Regions from separate parts of the Homo sapiens genome. Here region 1 is linked to region 2. Evidence: chromatin loops called from intact Hi-C (ENCODE). Cell type or tissue: mammary epithelial cell. All regions are shown on one strand.

Region 1 (5,000 bases), 78 kb before region 2:
TGGTCCCAGCTACTTGAGAGGCTGAGGTGGGAGGATCGCTTGAGCTCAGGAAGTGGAGGTTGCAATGAGCCAAGATTGCACCACTGTACTCCAGCCTGGGTGACAGAGCAAGACCCTGTTGTCTTGGGAAAAAAAAAAAACAACAACAACAAAACAGATTAAAGGCCGATAGGCACATGGAGGAGACAATAATTAATTCTTCCAAGGGAGGGTAGCGTAGGAGGTGGCCAGTTGCCTCTTGGGTATTAACAGCATCATCCCTAGGCAGTCACCTTGTCCCTCATGCACTCATTGTCCTGGCTTTAATTTTGGAGCAGTTTATGCTTAGCTGAGGTTTCTTTTTTGAAACTGAACTGCATCAGTGCTACAAAAACAAACCAAAACCAGCCTTGCAGAACATTAATTAAACATACATGCCTCTGAGTTCTCCTCCAATTGTTGCTGCTCTGTGGGCACATGTGTTTATGGAAATAGAATCAGTGCGTACCCACCATTTCTCTTGCAGCTTACGCTGACACTGAGTACGCACATTCCCAGCCCTGACTTTAATCCACACACTGTAGGAGGAGCCCTTCAGAGGCATTCAGAGGGTTAGGGAAGCAGTGCACTGAGAACACCTTTTACTCAGCACTCTCTCCCACCTGTCACTCTCTGTGGCTTCAAGGTTTTTGTTGCTTTGACCATACTTAACATATTTTGAAATGATCTTTATTCATTCATCTACTTGTTGACAATCTTGCTTCTCTGCTCTGGGATGAAGGTACTGTAAGGACAGAGGACTTCTCTGCCTTGTTTGGCATCTGTCTCATGCAGTTGGTGCAGGGCCTGGCACACAGTAGGTGCTAGGTAACTATTTGTTGAATGAATGAATGAGTACACATATACGATATAAGAGGGTCATTATTTTTTCCCTGAGCTGATACCCCTTGCTTAGCTAGTCTCCTATGTAGAAGCATTTGGCATGTTTCCAACTTTCCCTTGCTTTAAATGGTGCTCTCTATACAGGATATTTTGTTCTTCCTTATTACTTCCTTGGGATGTAATTCCTGAAGTGGAATTACAGGACCAGAGGGCCTATCCCTGTTTTATCCAGTAGAACTTTCTGCACTGATGGTAATGTTCTGTATCTGTGCTGTCCAACACAGCAGCTATTAGCCACGTGTGGCTGTTAATACTTGAAATGGGGCAAGTGTGCCTGAGAAATTGAATTTTTAATTTTTTAAAATTTTGAATAATTTAAGTAGCCATGCCTGACTAGTGGGTGCCATATTGCACACTGCAGCTATACACCATTTTAAACCCTTGCTCTGCATTTCCAGGGCACCCTCCTCAAAAATAGAACCCACTGGCTGTGCCACCAGCACAGCCCACGTGTACCCAGTTCCCTACATCTGCCAACAAGGAGTTTTTATGATTCTTCCTAAGCCATGGCAGAAGGGTTGGGGACATTGTCATGTTCCTGCATTCTGGAGGCACCTACTGAAGACTCTCCAAGGGGTCAGATGTGCTAGGAGGGAGAATTCAGGAATGACCCGCCATCCCGGTCGCATGCAGCTTATTGACCGGTCTCTGTGTTCCTTCTGGGAATCAGGTGACAGATGCCTAAGAGGCCTAATCAACCCATGCTGGGAGTGACAAGCTGGGCTTGGGGATATGCATGTGAGTGCAGTGAACTCTGGGGCTGTGTTTTCTATACCACTAATGTAGTCATGTGGTCAAAGGAGGATTTGGAGCCACTTCTGTGGGAGGCAGGCAGTCAGGGGTATGGCTGCCATTTTGGAATTTCTGGAATGTTCTAAGGATGTGAGGATTTCACATGGCAACATATGCAAGCCTGCGAGTGACTCAGCATCCAGAATGGTTATCCTGCTTGCTATAACCTGCCAGATCCAACACATTCAGGACTTAAAGGAATGTGGCCCTTGTGGGCACAGTATCCAGAGGGTGAGCGAGTTTCTCTGTGTATATTTTCCCAGCGCATGGTGGGACTTCTGCCAGCTCTGCTTATTAGCGCACAGCCGAGCACCTAGCATGTCATAGGTGCTTTATAAATCTTTGTGGAACACATACCCCCAAAGTATGTGCAACTATTATAGATCAGTAAGAAAAAAAATGTGGAGAAGTTCTATGGTGTTTGATATTTTGTGGGGGTCCTGGTCTCATTTGAGAGCCTGATGAAAGCTATGGACACTTTCTCCCCGCTTCTGCATCCCCCCCCGCCGCACCTGCCCCAAAATGCTTGAGTGCCCAGTCATGCAGAATTTTACCTCTGATTTCAGGAGTAGAAGAGTCATCCTTGAACTCCTAGGGGCCCATGGGTTCTTCTTGAGAAAGCCTGGGCTGTGGATGGGTGTGTTCCATAGCTTAATGTCCTCTGATGATGTGGGTCCATTTCCCGTGGCTGTTGTAACACATGACCACAAACTCAGTGGCTTAAAACAACAGAAATGTATTCCAACATACACAGTTCCAGAGGTCAGAAGCTCAAAGTCAAGGTGTCAGCAAGGCAGCACCCATTCCAGAGGTTCCAGGAGAGCATCCAGTTCTTTGCCTCTTTCAGCTTCTGGGGCCACTGGCATTGCTCCAGTTTCTGCCTCCATGGTCACACTGCCTCCTCTCTTGTCTCTCAAATCTCCCTCTGCTTTTCTTTTTCTTTTTTCTTTTTTTTTTTTTGAGATGGAGTCTCACTCTGTCACCCAGGCTGGAGTACAGTGGCGTGATCTTGGCTCACTGCAACCTCCGCCTCCTGGGTTCAAGAGATTCTCCTACTTCAGCCTCCCTAGTAGCTGGGATTACAGGTGTATGCCACCACATCTAGCTAATTTTTGTATTTGTTTTTTAGTAAAGACGGGGTTTCACCATGTTGGCCAGGCTGGTCTCAAACTCTTGACCTCGGGTGCTCCACCTGCCTTAGCCTCCCAAAGTGCTGGAATCACGGGTGTGAGCCACCACACCCGGCCGGAGCCATCATGCCCAGCCTGCTTTTCTTTTACAAAGATAATTGCCATTGGATTTGGGCCCCACCTGGGTAATCTCAAAATCTTTAATTTAATTAATTATATCCACAAAGACCCTCTCCCAGAATAAGGTCACATTCACACATTCTGGGGATTAGGATGTGGACATATTGTTTTTCGAGGCCACCCTTCAACCTATTATAGTGGGTATTGGGGGGTGGGGGTGGTTTGCCTTTTCTTGACCTTGACTCACCTTCAAACAGCTCTTGATCAGAGCTGCTAAGTCTCAACAAGAGAGACTGATTTGCATTTTGCCTGTTTTTCTCTGGCCTCAGTCGGTCTCTCCTGAGGATATTCTCTAATGGGGAGACCATCTGAAGGTGATCCAGAGACCCTGAGCGGGGCCCAGATCAGCTCTAAGATGATACAACCAGGCGCCGAGGCATCGAGTCACCCCTGTGTCTCTGATCCTGCCCTGGGTTACAGTCACTGTGAACTCTCTATGTGATGTTCTTTTCTGGAAATGAGAAGGACTGAGTGGGGAGGGGGTTTCACACTGCACCCTTTTTTCATGCATTGACAGATAGTGGGAGAGATCACCTATAAGCCATTCTACTGAGAATGGATAGTTTGCAAGTCATGCGTTTTCAGGCCACAGAAACAAGTTTGCCTTTCAAAAATGGTCTTCCATCCACTTGCAGAAGCTTGCGGGATGGATTCTTTTAGGTGGCATGTGGTGTTTAATTCTGGTGGAGCTGTGTGTGAATACAGCCCGTTGCCTGCTTTGCTGCTCTCTGAGCCTACCAGAAACCTGTGTGCTGCAGCCTCAGGAGGCGTTAGAATATTCTTTACATGTTCCATACCTTATCCTCAGGAAATGCAAGTATCTGTGCTTTCTGGAAACGCATCTTCCGGCAGATAAAAGACATCAGCCATCTGAAAACTTCTCCCTTTCTCTTCTTAACCAATAAATTGCTGTTGTTGCCCTCACTCCCCCTCTCAGGTTCTTGGAGCCATTCAATTTAACGTCCCCAAAGTTTGCGCTGAAGATGCGATGCAAGGACGCGTTAGCACCAAATCCTTCTTAGCAATTATGCTGATGGAAAAAAAAATTCTAGTTTCAGAAGGCTACAGCTGCTTGTCTCTTGGGGGGAAGTTGCTCCAGGTGCAATAAATTTTAATGCCAAGCAATTACATGACCATTCAAAAAATTATTATTTAATATCTCTTTAGCTGAAGAAAACACTCCTGCTTGTGCCAATATTAGGCAATTAGCAAATGGTAATGTGTTCTGCAAACATAAGGCTTCACCCCTTTTATTTTATTATTCTGGTTGTTAACAGCCATGGAAGTGTGGCTACCATTTGTCTCTTGAAGAACAAACAGTTTGTCTGTTGCTTGAACGTAAAGACAGTCACCCACACACATGAAGTGCTAATAATCACGCGTCTTTAATGGTGCTGTAATTTGCAGATAACAGCACTTCAGTTGTCTGCTTTTTTTTTCTTCTTCTAGAATTTAACCTTAGCCAGACATGCCTGGCTTAACGATAAGGTTGGCCATTCGGTTTGACTGGACCTGGGTCTGAACTTTAGCTGTGGGTGTGTTTGGAATAGGAAGGAAGCACTCAGACCAATCAGCTCCTCACTTCTTGACTCAGTCCTCTTGCTCCAGGGCAGGCATCTACAGGTCAGAAATCTCACCTCTACCTGGCTTGGTTGCTGCCTGGAATTCACAGGCCACCCATTCCCTTATAGTGAGCCTGTGTGGATGCCGAGCCCATCTGTGGGGTGGGGCTCCAGTGTATCTTGGGAACCACACAGGTAGGGCTGAGGCTCCACCTAATGACCCCACCTCTCCTTCCCCCTGCCCTTCTCAGCTTCCCTCTTTTCTCCCGGCCCAGCACAGAGACCTCCTCCCTGTCCCTCCTTTCACTCTGACCTCTATGGTTCATCTGCACACAGTAACCAGAACGGGCTTTTTCTTTTAGTGATTGACATATGAAAAGCTGTATGTATGTAACATATACATCTCAATGAGTTT
Region 2 (5,000 bases):
GTAACCAAGAAGCAGTATGCTGAGTGGCTAAGAGATTGAGCTCTGGAATCAGAAGACTTGGTATTCAATTCCTAGCCCCATTTTTAGGATCTACGTGACCTTAGGCAAATTACTGAACATCTCTAAGTTTTATTGCATTCCCTATAAAGTAGAGATAATAATGGCAAATATTTTATAACACTTCCTCTATGCCAGGTATTTTCCAAATGTTTTATACATATTAACTTTTTTAATCTTCCTCCAACCCTGTGAGGTAGGCACTATTAATATTACCATTTTACAGATAGGAAAACCAAGGCACAGAATGATTATACTTACTTGCCTAAAGCTACACAAGTAGTAAGTAAAGCAACCAGGGTTCAAACCCAGGCAATGTCAACCCCGAGCCTTTGCTCTTAACAGTTACCTTATACTGTCTCCTAATAAATGTTGGATTTCCTACCATATAGTGTGGCTGAGAGGATTAAAATAAATCTGAATTTAAACATGTAAAATGCTAAGCAGAGTGCCTGGCCCATAGTTTGTACTCCATAAAAGTTGGCTGTTCTCCTCCTTCTCCTCCTTCATCACTACCACCATTATCATCATTGAAGGTTGGATGGATCAATGCTGATGGTTCTCTTACTTGGTTTTCTCTTCGTAGATAAGTAGCATCTGATATGGTTTGGCTCTGTGTCCCCACCCCCTCACCTTGAATTGTAATCCCCATAATCCTCACATGTCAAGGGCGGGAGCAGGTGGAGGTAATTGGATCATGGGGGCAGTTTCCCCCATGTTGTTCTCCTGAAAGTGAGTGAGTCCTCACGAGATCTGATGGTTTTGTAAATGCCTGGCATTTCCCCTGCTTGCACTCACTCTGTCCTGCCGCCCTGTGAAGAAGGTGCCTGCTTCTCCTTTGCCTTCTGCCATGATTATAAGTTTCCTGAGGCCTCCCCAGCAATGCGGAACTGTGAGACAATTAAACCTCTTTCCTTTCTAAATCACCCAGTCTCGGGTATTTCCTCATAGCAGTGTGAAAATGGACTAATATAGCATCCCTGTCCCCTGCGTTCAATAAAAAAACATAGACACAGAGAAAAGCCCAGAGGAGAGTGAAAGGATGTCAGGGTGTTCTATTTGCCAAGGGGCCATCCTATACATCTAGAAAAGTAGGCACATTGGGAGGCAGCAATGCACCCTGATGGCCTCTATCAGAGACACAGTGCCAGACATGGTTGGCCCAGGGTTCTGCCCAGAGCAGCAGCTTTCATATTTTTTGTTCAAAATGACCTTACCAAATGGTTGTCTGTCTCCAGTTGCACAAGATTTTGGGAAGATGATCTGCAAGACCATTTGAATCCAGACATTAAATAAACAGGACTGCACATCTGTGGGAACAGGGTATTTATCAGGTACTTTCTATAGGCCAGAGGCTTTAAGTATATTATCTTGTTTAATCCCTGCAATAAACCTATGAAGTAGATAGTTTAACCCCTCTTTGCTGATGCAGAAGCTGGCTGGAGAGCAGGAAGTTCTTTGTCCCAGTTGCACAGAGGGCAGCTGCAGGATGGTATCAAGCTCTGGCAGTGCCGGTATCTTGTCCCTCTTGCTCTACCCCACCTTGCCGCCAGGCCAGTCCCAGAGCAGAGAAACCTTGAATAAATGGGAATGTGGACAATCAAAGGCATTAGTTTGCCCTTTTTTAGGACCCATAAACCCTTTGGAGAATTTGAATGAACTCCCCCCTTAGACAAATGCACAACACACTCAAAGTAACAGAATTTCAGGGAGACCGTGACCCTCCAGCCCACTGTGGATCCTGGCTTATGTTCATTTGCTCTCCAGGGAAATTATTTCCTTTAGGTCCACTCAAACTCATATTTGAACCTCAGTTCCCTCTGTATCTAAACTTGGGTCTTCATCACCAGGCCACGGCTGCCCTTGACCCCAATAGTGGAAATTGATGAGTAGTCCAAAACTCAGGCCTGCATCTGACACTAAAACATGATGCTAGGACCTTCTCCCTGACCAAGCATATTTTTACATGAAAAATAAATAAATAACTTCAGTTTACCTGTATACCCCATGTAGAGTCTCCAATGAGGAAAAAGAAAATTAAACCCTGGTATATAATCTTTGTGTAATAGATCAATTATAGATTTCCCTAATCTCTATAATCTAACTCTCAAAGCTTCTTTGAATAATTATATTTCCATATTTAAATTTCATAATCCTCTAAAAGAAGGAGAAATAATTCCAAGGGAAATTGTTGATTCTTTTAATAAGGGACAAAGTAGTCGAAAGCTGGGTTAGTGCACGTTAACTGACTTTCCTCTCAGTTAACATATGTTGGGAACCTACTGTTTGCTTAGCACATGCAAAATACTTTGATACACATGATCTCATTTCGCTCTCATACCTCACTCCCATCCCCAGAAGTCCGATGAGGAAAACAAGGTCATTACTATCACCCCCATTTCACAGAAGAGGAAACTGAGGTCCAGAGAGATTCTATGACCTGCCGAAAGTCAAACACAGTGAGAAGTGGCAGAGCTAAGACTGAAGCTCTGGATTCCAGTCTCCAAGTCCCATTTGCTCAGGCCTCCAAGTCCCAGTTGCTCAATATGTGAAGCAACATTTTAAAACAAAGATCTGGGTTGTTGACTTGCTGCAAATAGTGCAAATACTAAGAAAGCAATCCCGTTGAGAATATGTGAGTCATCTGTACTATTAATTAGACAACCTTCTCCCCAACATTCAGGGCCCAGGTCTCGAGTCTCCTTTGCTGTGAAGTCCCCTCTGACCATCATCCCCTTTCCCTAACTAGAGGGTCTCCTTACCCTGAAAATTGGGTCACATGTTGGAGTGGGTCATGATTATATGGCACTTTTTGCAGTGAACTCTTTAAGGGGTGGTAAGTTCCTGAATTAGTCAGAGACACCAGGACCATCAGATGAGGAATTGGCCCAAGATTCATTGCCGTGGCAACAGCTACTTGACTTAGCCTCTGACTTAATGTCTTGGCAGGTGGGCAAACCAGAGGAAGTAAGGATGACTCAGTGTGTTCCTGCCTGAGCTGAACAGGAGAATGACATGGCTGTCAAGGGAGAGGCAGGAGGCTGGGCTTGGATGGTGAGCATTTCTGGGAAGGTCTTTTCTTCCCTGAAAGCTGAGGGTTCCTAAAGTACAGCACTAGGTAGTGCCCAGGAAATGGTGAATCTGTGTCATAGCCCACAGTGTTTTCAGACTGCCCATGTCGACCCATTAGTGGATCATGATGTCACTTTTGTTGCTGCAGTCAGCATTTTTTATTACTAAGATGGAAGAGAAGTGAAAAGGAAAACAAATGAGAGTGCCTCACATGTAGTAAGGGTCACTGTTATTTTCCATTAATATTTTAATGGAAATTATGAAGAGTGTGTGTGTGCATGTGTGTGTGTGTGTGTGTGCGCACACACACACCAGGCTGTGATATAAAATATATTCTTACTCTGAGTCACAGTCAAAAATATTTGAAAAAAACAAGATTGGATTAGAGTCTTAGAAGAAAATCCATTGACTAATTTCCTGATTATGGAAACATTAAAATCTAATGGTCATCTGTATCATTCATCCATTATTCTTTTTTTTTTTATTTTTTTGGAGACAGAGTCTCACTGTGTCACCCAGGCTGGAGTGCAGTGACATGATCTCAGCTCACTGCAACCTCCGCCTCCCGAGTTCAAGTGATTTTCCTGCCTCAGCTTCCTGAGTAGCTGGGATTACAGGCACCCACCACCACAGCCAGCTAATTTTTTGTATTTTTAGTAGAGACGGGGTTTCACCATGTTAACTAGGCTGGTCTTGAACTCCTGACCTCAGGTGATCCGCCCACCTCGGCCTCCCAAAGTGCTGGGATTACAGGCGTGAGACACCACACCCGGCCCTGTTATTCATTATTCATTATTTATTTATCCAAAAAGTCATCTACTAGGGTTCCCTACCCCGTTGTCTCACCCTCTGTTAGATGTGAAGGTGAAATATTTAGGAGAAAGTGAGTAGCTCAGTGTGTCTGGAGCCACCAATCAGGCAGTGGGGACGAGAGCAGGAGTGTGAAAGGCCCACCTTACAAAGGTGCCCATCTTCAAAGGAGGAGCCTTTGCTGAGGCCTTGTGGTTCAGGCAGGGTGAGGAGTGGACTTTAACTTCTGGTCTTGGCATTCTGTCTCCCCTCACCTGCTAGTTGGTTTAAATTATTTAACACTTGTCTATTGACACTATTTTATTTCCAGATTATTTTGTCCATGCCAGTGTCATCTCTTCAGTTTTAAATGACTTGAATATGTCCTCTTCTTTTGCATCTCCAAAAAGCTGGGCAGGTATTGCCTAGGTTTTCTTCTAGGGTTTTTATGGTTTTAGGTCTAATATTTAAGTCTTTAATCCATCTGGAATTAATTTTTGTATAAGGTGTAAAGGGATCCAGTTTCAACTTTCTACATATAGCTAGCCAGTTTTCCCAGCACCATTTGTTAAATAGGGAATCCTTTCCCCATTTCTTGTTTTTGTCAGGTTTGTCAAAGATCAGATGGTTGTAGATGTGTGGTATTATTTCTGAGGGCTCTGTTCTGTTCCATTGGTCTATATCTCTGTTTTGGTACCAGTACCATGCTGTTTTGGTTACTGTAGCCTTGTAGTATAGCTTGAAGTCAGGTAGCGTGATGCCTCCAGCTTTGTTCTTTTGGCTTAGGATTGACTTGGCAATGCGGGCTCTTTTTTGTTTCCATATGAAATTTAAAGTAGTGTTTTCCAATTCTGTGAAGAAAGTCATTGGTAGCTTGATGGGGATGGCATTGAATCTATAAATTACCTTGGGCAGTATGGCCATTTTCACGATATTGATTCTTCCTATCCATGAGCTTGGAATGTTCTTCCATTTGTTTGTATCCTCTTTTATTTTGTTGAGCAATGGTTTGTAGTTCTCCTTGAAGAGGTCCTTCACATTCCTTGTAAGTTGGATTCCTAGGTATTTTATTCTCTTTGAAA

The links. Peaks named below come from ENCODE experiments on the same cell type or tissue, not always from the same donor. Only the 100,000 strongest peaks of a DNase experiment are listed, where the experiment ranks them.
Region 1: it touches region 2 in a loop (8-fold over the local background); 1 of 110 quality-filtered maps calls a loop at or near these places.

What each region holds. Positions count from the first base shown.
Region 1 is chr12:107,434,742-107,439,741 of GRCh38, forward strand. All of the region lies in intron 1 of ABTB3 (ankyrin repeat and BTB domain containing 3), which reads left to right. Among named protein-coding and RNA genes, the nearest start is that of ABTB3, 120 kb to the left of the region's middle. RefSeq lists an enhancer at 1,417-1,917. In mammary epithelial cell, no CTCF peak of the experiment used is centred here; a DNase peak (open chromatin) is centred at 1,880; H3K27ac peaks cover 1,535 bases.
Region 2 is chr12:107,512,628-107,517,627 of GRCh38, forward strand. All of the region lies in intron 1 of ABTB3 (ankyrin repeat and BTB domain containing 3), which reads left to right. Among named protein-coding and RNA genes, the nearest start is that of PWP1, 170 kb to the right of the region's middle. RefSeq lists an enhancer at 2,865-3,159. In mammary epithelial cell, no CTCF peak of the experiment used is centred here; a DNase peak (open chromatin) is centred at 3,034; H3K27ac peaks cover 2,722 bases.